Linked DNA regions of Homo sapiens: region 1 is linked to region 2. The links are chromatin contacts, found by Hi-C or POLR2A ChIA-PET in ENCODE. All regions are on one chromosome and are shown on one strand. The core of a region is the stretch at or near the end of the contact, and the rest is flanking DNA. Distances in the headings are between cores, read along the strand shown.

The links. Hi-C counts contacts between places; a loop is a spot of excess contacts on that map. ChIA-PET counts read pairs that join two places held with the same protein, here RNA polymerase II (POLR2A). Pooled maps may share reads with other maps.
Region 1: a map of psoas muscle shows a loop between it and region 2 (2.8-fold over the local background). The contact joins the enhancer-like site here to the promoter of DRC1 in region 2. A Hi-C loop is called at or near these places in 1 of 168 maps with a recorded cell type or tissue (psoas muscle) and 5 of 50 pooled maps. POLR2A ChIA-PET finds 5 or more read pairs at or near these places in 1 of 52 experiments (activated naive CD4-positive, alpha-beta T cell).

Annotation. Positions count from the first base shown.
Region 1 is chr2:26,501,518-26,506,026 of GRCh38, reverse strand. It overlaps OTOF (otoferlin), which reads left to right. Exons shown (of 47, transcript NM_194248.3): 6 at 2,182-2,255; 7 at 3,601-3,727; 8 at 4,219-4,273. Among named protein-coding and RNA genes, the nearest start is that of OTOF, 55 kb to the left of the region's middle. RefSeq lists an enhancer at 1-391 and a silencer at 2,188-2,317. Within about 2 kb of position 2,431, at least 6 of the 41 ENCODE cell types and tissues checked have a DNase peak (open chromatin) inside an H3K27ac peak, as active enhancers do.
Region 2 is chr2:26,398,350-26,403,318 of GRCh38, reverse strand. It overlaps DRC1 (dynein regulatory complex subunit 1), which reads right to left and starts at 1,399. Exons shown (of 17, transcript NM_145038.5): 1 at 1,175-1,399. The coding sequence starts at 1,329.

The sequences.
Region 1 (4,509 bases), core at 1,182-3,681, 100 kb before region 2:
CCACCATCACACGATTATTTCTGGTGGGTTCATTGATCTGTTCAATGTTATGTCACCAGCAATTTAACATGCACAGCAGTCCCTTCCCAAATGTTTGGGTGCTCAGGTTCTTTTTGAATGAGCCCCTTCTTTGTAAACATGGGTATGATCTGTGAGATTCCACAGATGACAGCATCCTGATCTGTAAACTATGCTGGCACACAGACCATACCTGTACCTATGGGTGCCAGCCCTGGGGCCTTTTAGCTAAAATCCCAAATGGTCAGGAATGGATGGGATTCTTGCCCACAGAAAAGTGCAGTCCTACGGCATCGAGGCAAAGGACCTGAGATGCAGTAAAAATATTGCTGGCCTAGAACACAGGAGCTTTCTGCTTCAATCCCAGTTCTGCCACTCACCGTGTGACCTCGCGATTATTGTCCCCTCTCTGAGCCTCAGTCTTTTTATTGGTTGAATGAGGAGAAGTATGTGGCCCTCAGAGGATTGCCAGGAAGATGAAATGAGCAGACATCTGCAGACATTGCAGACATCTAGAAAGGCCTTTGGCCCTATGTAGTCTCTTTTTGGCCTGTATGTGTGTGTGTGTGTGTCTGTGTGTGTGTGTGTGTGTGTGTAACTCACCTCCCCCATCAGAAGGGAGGAAGCTTTTGAAAATAATTCCAAAGGCATCAGCTTTGATTTTAGAGCCTCTTTCTTTCCCTTTCTTCTCATTGTCGTATTTCAGATGGTATGCTACTGAAGAGTGCAGACACATCAGCCTTCTTCCATTCCTTTTTAGGAATTCAAAGAACATGCTAATGTTCCCTAAATTGTGAGCTGCTGCCACGTGAAAAGGGTGATTCTCAATTGCTCCCTCACTGGGATATGAACGTGCTTTGTCCTGCATATGAACAGTAAAGAAAGGTCCTGGGGTTGGGATAGGGCCAGGTTTGGGGAATAAGATTGGCCCCACAATCCTGAGGAGAGGGGCTTGAGGTTTCTAGGTCATCTGCCTGAGGACAGAAAGGTTTTCCCCAACCTCCTATTGCCCAGCATAAAGAACAAGGATCTGGGGTCTTAGAAACCATAGTCAAGCCTCCACAGGGAGATGTGTGACCCAAAAAGGGTGGACTCTGCTGTAAGCGAGCTCCAGGTTGGAGCCTACACCTGGCTCCACCTGGACCTACAGGATGATGGGGCCATACCCAGGAGGAGGGAGAACGGGAAGTGGAGAGAGTCAGGTATCCACTCATGCAATATGGATGGGGTAATGGAACACTGCACTTTACCCTCTGCTGATCCTGCTCCTGGGGCTTCCTGGTGCCAGGAACCACAGGCTCGGCTGCAGGGACATCACTGAAGGACAGTGAGGACCCCTGCCCCTTTTCCTCAGCCCCGCTGACTGCAAGGCCCTTCACCTGGGGGCACAAGGTCGCAGCAAGCCAGAGGAAGAGGTAGGAACTATGGAGCCTGCCATAAGTTCCTGGGGTTGGGGGAAAGGGGAATTTGGCAGTGAGAGGGGACAGGTAGAAGGGGCAAAATCCAGGACCGAAGATAGATGGGAAAGGGCCTATCTCCCCCTTTTTCATGGGGACCAAGGAGCATCCCAGAACACGGAGAGGTTGGAGAAAGACAAGTCAGGCTTTGAGCACCAGGGCCATCTGAGAACTGAACAGCTCGTTTCAACCACATCTCCCATCTCCTCATCGGCCTCTGCCCCTGAGTCCTCTCTGGTCCCTGCCCCGCCGTTCTGATGCTCTGTCTCCAGTCCTCGGGCTTTCTCTCCAACCAGCTGAGCCGGGGAGGATGAGCGTGGGGACACTGGCAGGGCTCGGAGCTCTGAGGAGACTAGACTGAGGGGCTGGGATCAGACTGAAAAGTCCAAGACCCAGAGGAGCTCCAGTTAAAACGGCTCTTTCCGGCTCAAGACCACGTTCCCTGCTTGCTGGGGACCCCATCCCTCTCCTCCGTGTGTGAAAGGATGGCAAAGGCGGAAGTGGAGGGGTCTCTCACTGCCCTGATTCCCCCTCCTGGCTCCCAATTTGGGAAGACAGATCCCGATCTGTCTCGGGACCAGTAGGTGAGGGGCCGGGTCCATCTCCCTTCTCTGATGTGTTCTCTCATGTTTGGCTCTTCTGTGTTTGTGTGTTTTCCTCCATGCGTCCCTCTCCCTGCACCTCATTCTGGTGGCCCCCCTCACAGAGCCGGGAGGAGCGTGTTCTCCGCCATGAAGCTCGGCAAAAACCGGTCTCACAAGGAGGAGCCCCAAAGACCAGGTAGGACAGGTGCCGCGTGAGCCCCGCAGCCCCGCGCCTCGCGGCGCCCTCCCGCCGCTTTCCAGCCCCTGCCCGGCTGCCAAAAGGCCCTCCTGGGATAGGTCGTCCCAGGGCCAGGCCCCACCCAGTGATGCGTGGCCCTCTAGGAAGGAGACGCCCTAGGGCCGAGGGAGGGAAACGGGCAGCGCCCTCTGTCGGGGGTGCCTGGTTACAAGGCTCCTCCCGCCCTCGTTGCTCCCGGTTCTTCCTTCTTCACGCAGAAGCCCAGTGTTTTAATTAGAGCAGAGAATATCCATCAAGAAACGCTGTTTGGCCAACTCCCTATTTCTGGGGGGAAACCGTTGTCCCACTAGTACGGGGTCGGCGGCAGGCCTCGCCCAAGCGCTCTCACCAGGCTGCAGCCTGGCCTTTGGGGAGGTCCTGGGGCCGCTGGAGGGCGCGGCAGGGCCGGGCCTGGGAGGCTGGAGCAGCAGGTGGCACTGGGCCCTCCCGGAGGAGCGACTGGAGAGGGGAAGACAGCTGCTGCAGAGGAGGCGGGAGGCCTGGAGGAAGACAAGGGGAGAAATGGAGAGGACAGGGGAGCTGGGAGGGGGCCATCTTCTCCATCACGGGCCCACCATCGGGGCTCCCGGCTGCCCTCCCCCAGCATCCCCTCTGTGGCCTACTGGCCCTCAGGCTCTCTCCCCCACCCTCTTGCCCCCATGCCAATTCCAGCCGTGCCCTTCACCTTCTTAAATGGAGAGAGTACAGCTGCTGGCTGAGGACCAAACCCAGCATCCTTGGGTGGCTGTTCGGAATCCACATGTCTGCATCTCATTAGATGAATACACACCAATGCATTAGGTTCTGAATTCCATCAGCTGTTTGATATGGATAAGTTACTTCCTAAGCCTTCGTTTCTGTACCTGTGACATGAGAATAACGCCCATCTTGGCAGGGCACAGCTCTAAGGACTAGAGATAGTCATGTAAAGTCCTGGTGTTGTGCCTGGAACAGAGAGTATCCACCCAACAAATGGTAGCTATTTATTGAGAGGTGCAAAAGTATGGATTCTTTATTCCCTACCTTCTTCCATAAGAGATATTCAGTGCCTAAGTAAGTGGTATACAATAAAAGAGCATTCAATTAAAATAAAAAGGCAAGACCAGACATAATGGCCATTCAAATCCAAGATCGGGATTAGGTAGAAAAACACTGCAGTTATTCAGGCCATAATATTCTAAGCGGTAGCAACTAAGTAAACCTCGAATTTAACTCTCAGCTTTCTGGATGCCAGAGTAAAAGGAGAAATGGTCACTATCTCACCATCAGTCAGCCCACCTAACCAGTCTTTCATCTTCCCCAGATGAACCGGCGGTGCTGGAGATGGAAGACCTTGACCATCTGGCCATTCGGCTAGGAGATGGACTGGATCCCGACTCGGTGTCTCTAGCCTCAGTCACAGCTCTCACCACTAATGTCTCCAACAAGCGGTGAGTGGACGGGAGCCCTGCAACCCCAGCTGCCCCCACCCTGTCAGGCAGGACCTGGCTTGCCATGATTGGAATTTGGGTAGGGAAGAATCAGGGCTCATGGACGGCTTCTTCCTAACCTAACCTTACCCTTTTCTGCTTTTCCTTGGGTGTTTTTCTCACCTCTCTCCCTGCAAAAGCAGAGCACAGCAGCTGCAGGCCTGTTCTCAGGTCCTTGAATACCTCCCAGCCCAAGGAAGCCACAGACCTGCCCACCCCATATTTGAACCTATTGACCCCATGTCTGTCTCTCTGTTACTTCTGCCTTTGATTAGTTCTCTGTGTTGAGGCCTCTGAAGACAACTAATCCTCACTATTCTTGGCAGTGCTTGAGTGTTTAAAGACCATGATTCTGTCCCTCTGCCCACTCCCAGGTCTAACCACTGCCAGTGTCCTCCTCCCCAACAAGCAGTCCCCATACCCCAGGCCTGATGGTACATTCTCTTCCTCAGATCTAAGCCAGACATTAAGATGGAGCCAAGTGCTGGGCGGCCCATGGATTACCAGGTAGGTGGGCACCTGGAGGCCTCATGTCTTTCAGACTCTGCTCTAGTGGGGGATTCTAGCCGGATGTGCATTATCCACTATACTGAGGCATGGATCCAGGGGTCATAGAGAACAACAAGCTGAATATAAGTTCCCAAAGTAAGCTTGTTCCTGGGAGGCATTCCTAGAAGTATCATCAGTAGAGAGATACAAACCCAAAGAAAAGCTTGAGAACTCTGCCTATGCTAATCAAAGCC
Region 2 (4,969 bases), core at 150-2,649:
AAAAAGAAACCCTAAGGTAAACAATGGAGTTCAAGTGATAACGATGCGCCAAGGTTCATATATTGTTACAAATGTGCCCTCCAGTGCAGGATGTTGACAGTAGCTGTGCATGTGTGGGGGCAGGGAGTATATGCGAATGCTATACTTTTTGATCAGTTTTGCTGTGGTCCTAAAAACTGCTCTAAAAAATAAAGTTTATTATTATTTTTTATCAAAAGAAGGCTATTTTGTGATACATGAACAGTATATGAAATTCAAATTTCAGTGTCCATAAATAAAGCTTTATTGGAACACAGTCATGCCCATTTGTTTATGTCTTGCCTGTGGCTGCTTTTGCAATACAATGGCAATTGAGCAGCTAGGAAAGAGGCCATATGATCCGAAAAGCCTAAAATATTTACTATTTGGCCCTTTACTGAAAGGGTTTGCCGGCCCCTGCATTCCACTGATGGCCCCGCAGCAATCAGCCAGGGTGAGCGAGTGATGGAAACACACTGCAGGGCTTGGTAAGACATGTGTGCTCCAGACGGTGGGCAATCAACCCTATGAAGGCCCAGGGACTGCCATGTCATTCAAGTTTGTAGGGGTCCAGTGGTCAGTGGGATGCTGGGATAGCCTATCAAGTAAAAAACAAATCTACTGCATTTTGCATCCTCTACAGAGAAGGAAACTCAATGCCTCTTAGGCCACTTTGGGTCCTAGAGACAATACATCCCGCACTTAGGAATATTATTCAGGCTGACACAAAAAGCTGCCAGCTTTGAGTGGTGCCTGGAACAAGAAAGGACCCAGGCCACAGTGTAAGCAGCCAGGCTACTTGGGCCACATGATCCAGCAGACCCTGTGGTTTGGAGGTGTCCGTAGTGGAAAAGATGCCATGTGCAGACCACAGTCGAACGCCACCACGCCCGATTAATTGTTTGATGTTTTATAGAGATGGGGTCTCTCTATGCTGCCCAGGTTGACCATCTCCAACTCCTGGGCTCCAGTGATCGGCCCGCCTCGGCCTCCCTAAGTGCTGGGATGACAGGCGCGCGCCACGGCACCGGCCCAGCGTTTTACTTTCCCATACTCTGCCTGAACCTTCCCGAAGAAATGTTTCTATTTCATCAGGAAACCAGCCCTTCTCCGGCTCCTGCGGCGCGGATCCCGCCCCGCCCGCCCCCGCGCTCACCGCCTCCGGGCTTCTAAGCGCGCAGCGATGCGGAGGCGCCGGGCCTGGATGCGCTCCTGAGAGTTGTCGGAGTGGACCGAGGGCGCGAGAATCTGGGTGGACAAGTGCTCGTCCACGTTCGGGTCCAGGGCCTCTAGGGACCCCGGCGGATTCATGGCAGGAGTCCCTGGTCCCTAGGCGGCTCCCTCCGCACCACCTCCAGACCTCAGGCTGGTTGCTAGGAACAAACCGTTGCCAGGGAGAGCGGTCACCGGAGCCACAGCCCGAGTGGTTGCGCGCGCAGCTCCCTGGGCCCAGCCTGCCGCCAGCCGCCGTTCCGGCCGAGCATCCCAGCCTCGGGCTGACGCCTCTCCCGCCCGTGGGATGTCAGGTCTGTTGTCAGGCCCACGAAGGCCCGGTCGTGTTAGCGGAGCTGTGGAGTCTCACCAGGAGACTAGAGGACTAAAGAACTGGACCAAGTTGTGGTTCATCACTTGCTGACCCTGATGATTAATTCATCTTCCATTCATTCATCAAATATTCCTCCAACTCATATTCACCAAATAAAATTGAGCGCCTACTCGATGCCAAGCGCTGTGCTTGGATACAGGATACCAACCTGCAATCAAATACTTATGAAAGAGGAAAAGTGGAATAGAGGAAAACAGTCCGTGGGAGGGGGGAGGGATAAAAGTTAGAAATGCGGAAGCACTATTAAATTCTCAACTGTCCCCAGAAAGGCGCTATCTTCTGGGCGTCTCATTGTCAACAAAAATAGTGTTCTCATTGAGAATTAAAACCTGGCGCGCTGGCTCATGCCTCAGCCTCCCAACACTTTGGGAGGCCGAGGTGGACAGATCACTTGAGGTCAGGAGTTTGAGACCAGCCTGGTGAACATGATGAAACCCCGTCTCTACTAAAAATACAAAAATTAGCTGGGTATGGTGGTGGGCACCCATAATCCCAGCTACTCGGGAAGCTGAGGCAGGAGAATCGCTTGAATCTGGGAGGTGGATGTTGCAGTGAGCCGAGATCGAGCCACTGCACTCCATCCTGAGCAATAGAGCAAGACTCTGTCTCAAAAAAACCCAACCAACCAACCAAACAAAAACTGGATACCATTTAACAGGGTTCTGTCCCATTAGCCCGTGGGGAATTAAGGGCACTGGATGAGCAGTGAGAAAGGGTGAGTACTAGTCCTAGCCCTGCCCTGCCACCTTGGGCAAGTCACAACTTCTTGAGGAGCATTTTCTCAGCTGTTAAATGATGCAACCCACAGACAACTGTGCGGCCAAGACGACCCGTCCTTTGTGAGTAAGAACTGCCCAGAGGCAAATGGAGTGGGTTTTTAAAATCAGTTCTTCCACGTTTGCAAGCAGTAGAGAGGTTTAGGAATGCCAAAACCATCCAACAGCTATAGAGTCTAACAGCAGCTGCCTGGATCCTTGTCTCACACCTGCCTAGGTGGTGGTGGTAGGAGCGGGGGTACTTGCTTCTAGGCTTCAGGGCCTTCTGCCAGATCTCTGTCTCCTTTGGTTGAAACCTAAAGTATTAAACTCTCCTAGGAGCCATGATACAGCTCTGACCAAAAACTCGTCCAGGTCCTGGTTCATGTTTCCACTATCCGTAAGGACAGAAACAAGCATGTGTGCATGCGCATGTCTATGCCTGGGAGTGGGATACCATGAGAAAGTCAGGGGGAATCAGCTGTTGCACAAGAGGTAAGTGAGAGCAAAGGTACCATACAAACCCATGAAGAGTGACCAGTGAGATACTTGGCCCTGCACTGTTCTGATACCACTTCCAACATCTTTTTATATAAGAAATCTGACTCCATTTTTTGCTGCTGACATTTGGCTGCTGGCAGCTTTTACGCAGCACTCCCTCTTTCTTCTCCACATCTGGGCAAGCTGTTAAAAAAAGCCTAGGTGCTCTTTTTGGTGCTGGCAGATTTCATCTGCGTGCACAGGATACCCTCCTCCCAGCCTCACCCCTTAACCACAATAAAAGCCCCAAGCTTGTCTCCTTTCCTGGCTCTCTCTAGCCATTTTCTGACCAGCTGGGAGGCCCTCTTTGCTCCCACAGGCAGCCTCAATTATGTAATAAACCTTTTTCACTGGTGTGGGAAACACTTTCACTCACCGCTGGAAAGGGACCTCCTAGGAGGACAGTTTGCCAAAATCTATTAACTGTTTAAATTGGCATACTAGGGTAAAGGGTGGAATAGGGAGAGATTTGTTAAAGGATACAAAATGACAGGTTCTAGTGTTCTGCACCACTGGAGGGTGACTATAGTCAATAACATAGTTTCAAATAGCAACGAGGATATTGAGCATTCCCAACACAAAGAAATGACAAATGTTTGAGCTGATAGGCATGCTAATTACCAGACCTGATCACTATACATTATATGGATTGAAATATTACTATGTACCCCATAAACATATATAACTATTATTTCCTTTTTTTTTTTTTTTTTTTTTTTGAGACAGCGTCTTGCTCAATTGCCCAGGCTGGAGTGCAGTGGCATAGTCTTGGCTCACTGCAACCTCTACCTCCTGGGTTCGAGCGATCCTCCTTCCTCAACTTCCCAAGTAGCTGGGACTACAGGCGTGTGCCACCATGCCCAGCTAATGTTTATTGTATTTTTAGTAGAGACAGGGTTTTACCATGTTGGCCAGGGTGATCTCAGACTCCTGACCTCAGGCGATCCACCCGCCTCGGCCTCCCAAAGTGCCAGGATTACAGGCATGAGCCACTCCGCCCGGCCTGCCGAATTTTTTTAAATACTAAAAATTTTTTAAACTGAACAAAGGACAGAGAGAGGAAGAAATATTTTCATGGGGCAGACAACTGTGGTTGTAGAGGTCAAAGGAATGAAACAAAGAGACAAAGAAAAACCACTAAACAAGAAAGTCAGAAGACATGTAATGAATTATGATTAAATATAAATGGGAAAATGCATGCTTAATTTTCCATGCCTTTGTAAATAGTTCATAAGTGAGTTAAATTTAGAAAATTGTTAAAAACTGAAAAAACTAGATAAAAACATATTTATTTGTATACACACAAAAATAAATTAGCATATCCATTCACTAGGCAATTCTAGTTTAAAGATCATCACAAGGAGATCATGGATCTAGCTATAGCTCATTGGGGTCACAACTATATCAGTTTTATTCGGTATTTTATACATAGCACCTAGCACAATATTTGATATGTAGTAAGTGCTCAACAAACTTTTTTTGAAAGAAACGTATATAGATGTATCTGTATGTCCATTCCAGTTACTTGTAATATTAAAAAACTAGATATGACAAAATCCATCAATAGGGGAACCGATAAAAGAATCATGGGATTCTCTAACACAAGAATAAAGGTGACCTAGAAAGACATCCAAGATACATTACATGAGAAAGGGAAGAGGCAGGCAGCACAATATAGAGCCTAAGCCGAGTTTGATTTGAAATGTAGACAGTAGTACACAAGAAAAACAGGGGGAATACCACAAAGTAGTCAATATCCCTCAGGGGTGGGCTTATGGGTGATTTTCAGATTCCCTGAAGATTAAAAAAAAATGTTTACAATGAGGATAAATCCCTTTTGACTCAATAAAACATAAAGCTTATTTATTCATGTTTTTGTAAGAGAAATAACAGGAGACCCCCAAGAGAGTGAGGCAGGCAAGTAGGGCTGTTATAGATGAGAGGGACTTGGGGAAGGGAGGCAGGTGATGTCCATTCACCTTGATGACTGACCAGCATCTAGAGTGTGGTCCTCAACTGGTAGGCAATGCTGGTTCATACTAATAAGCTC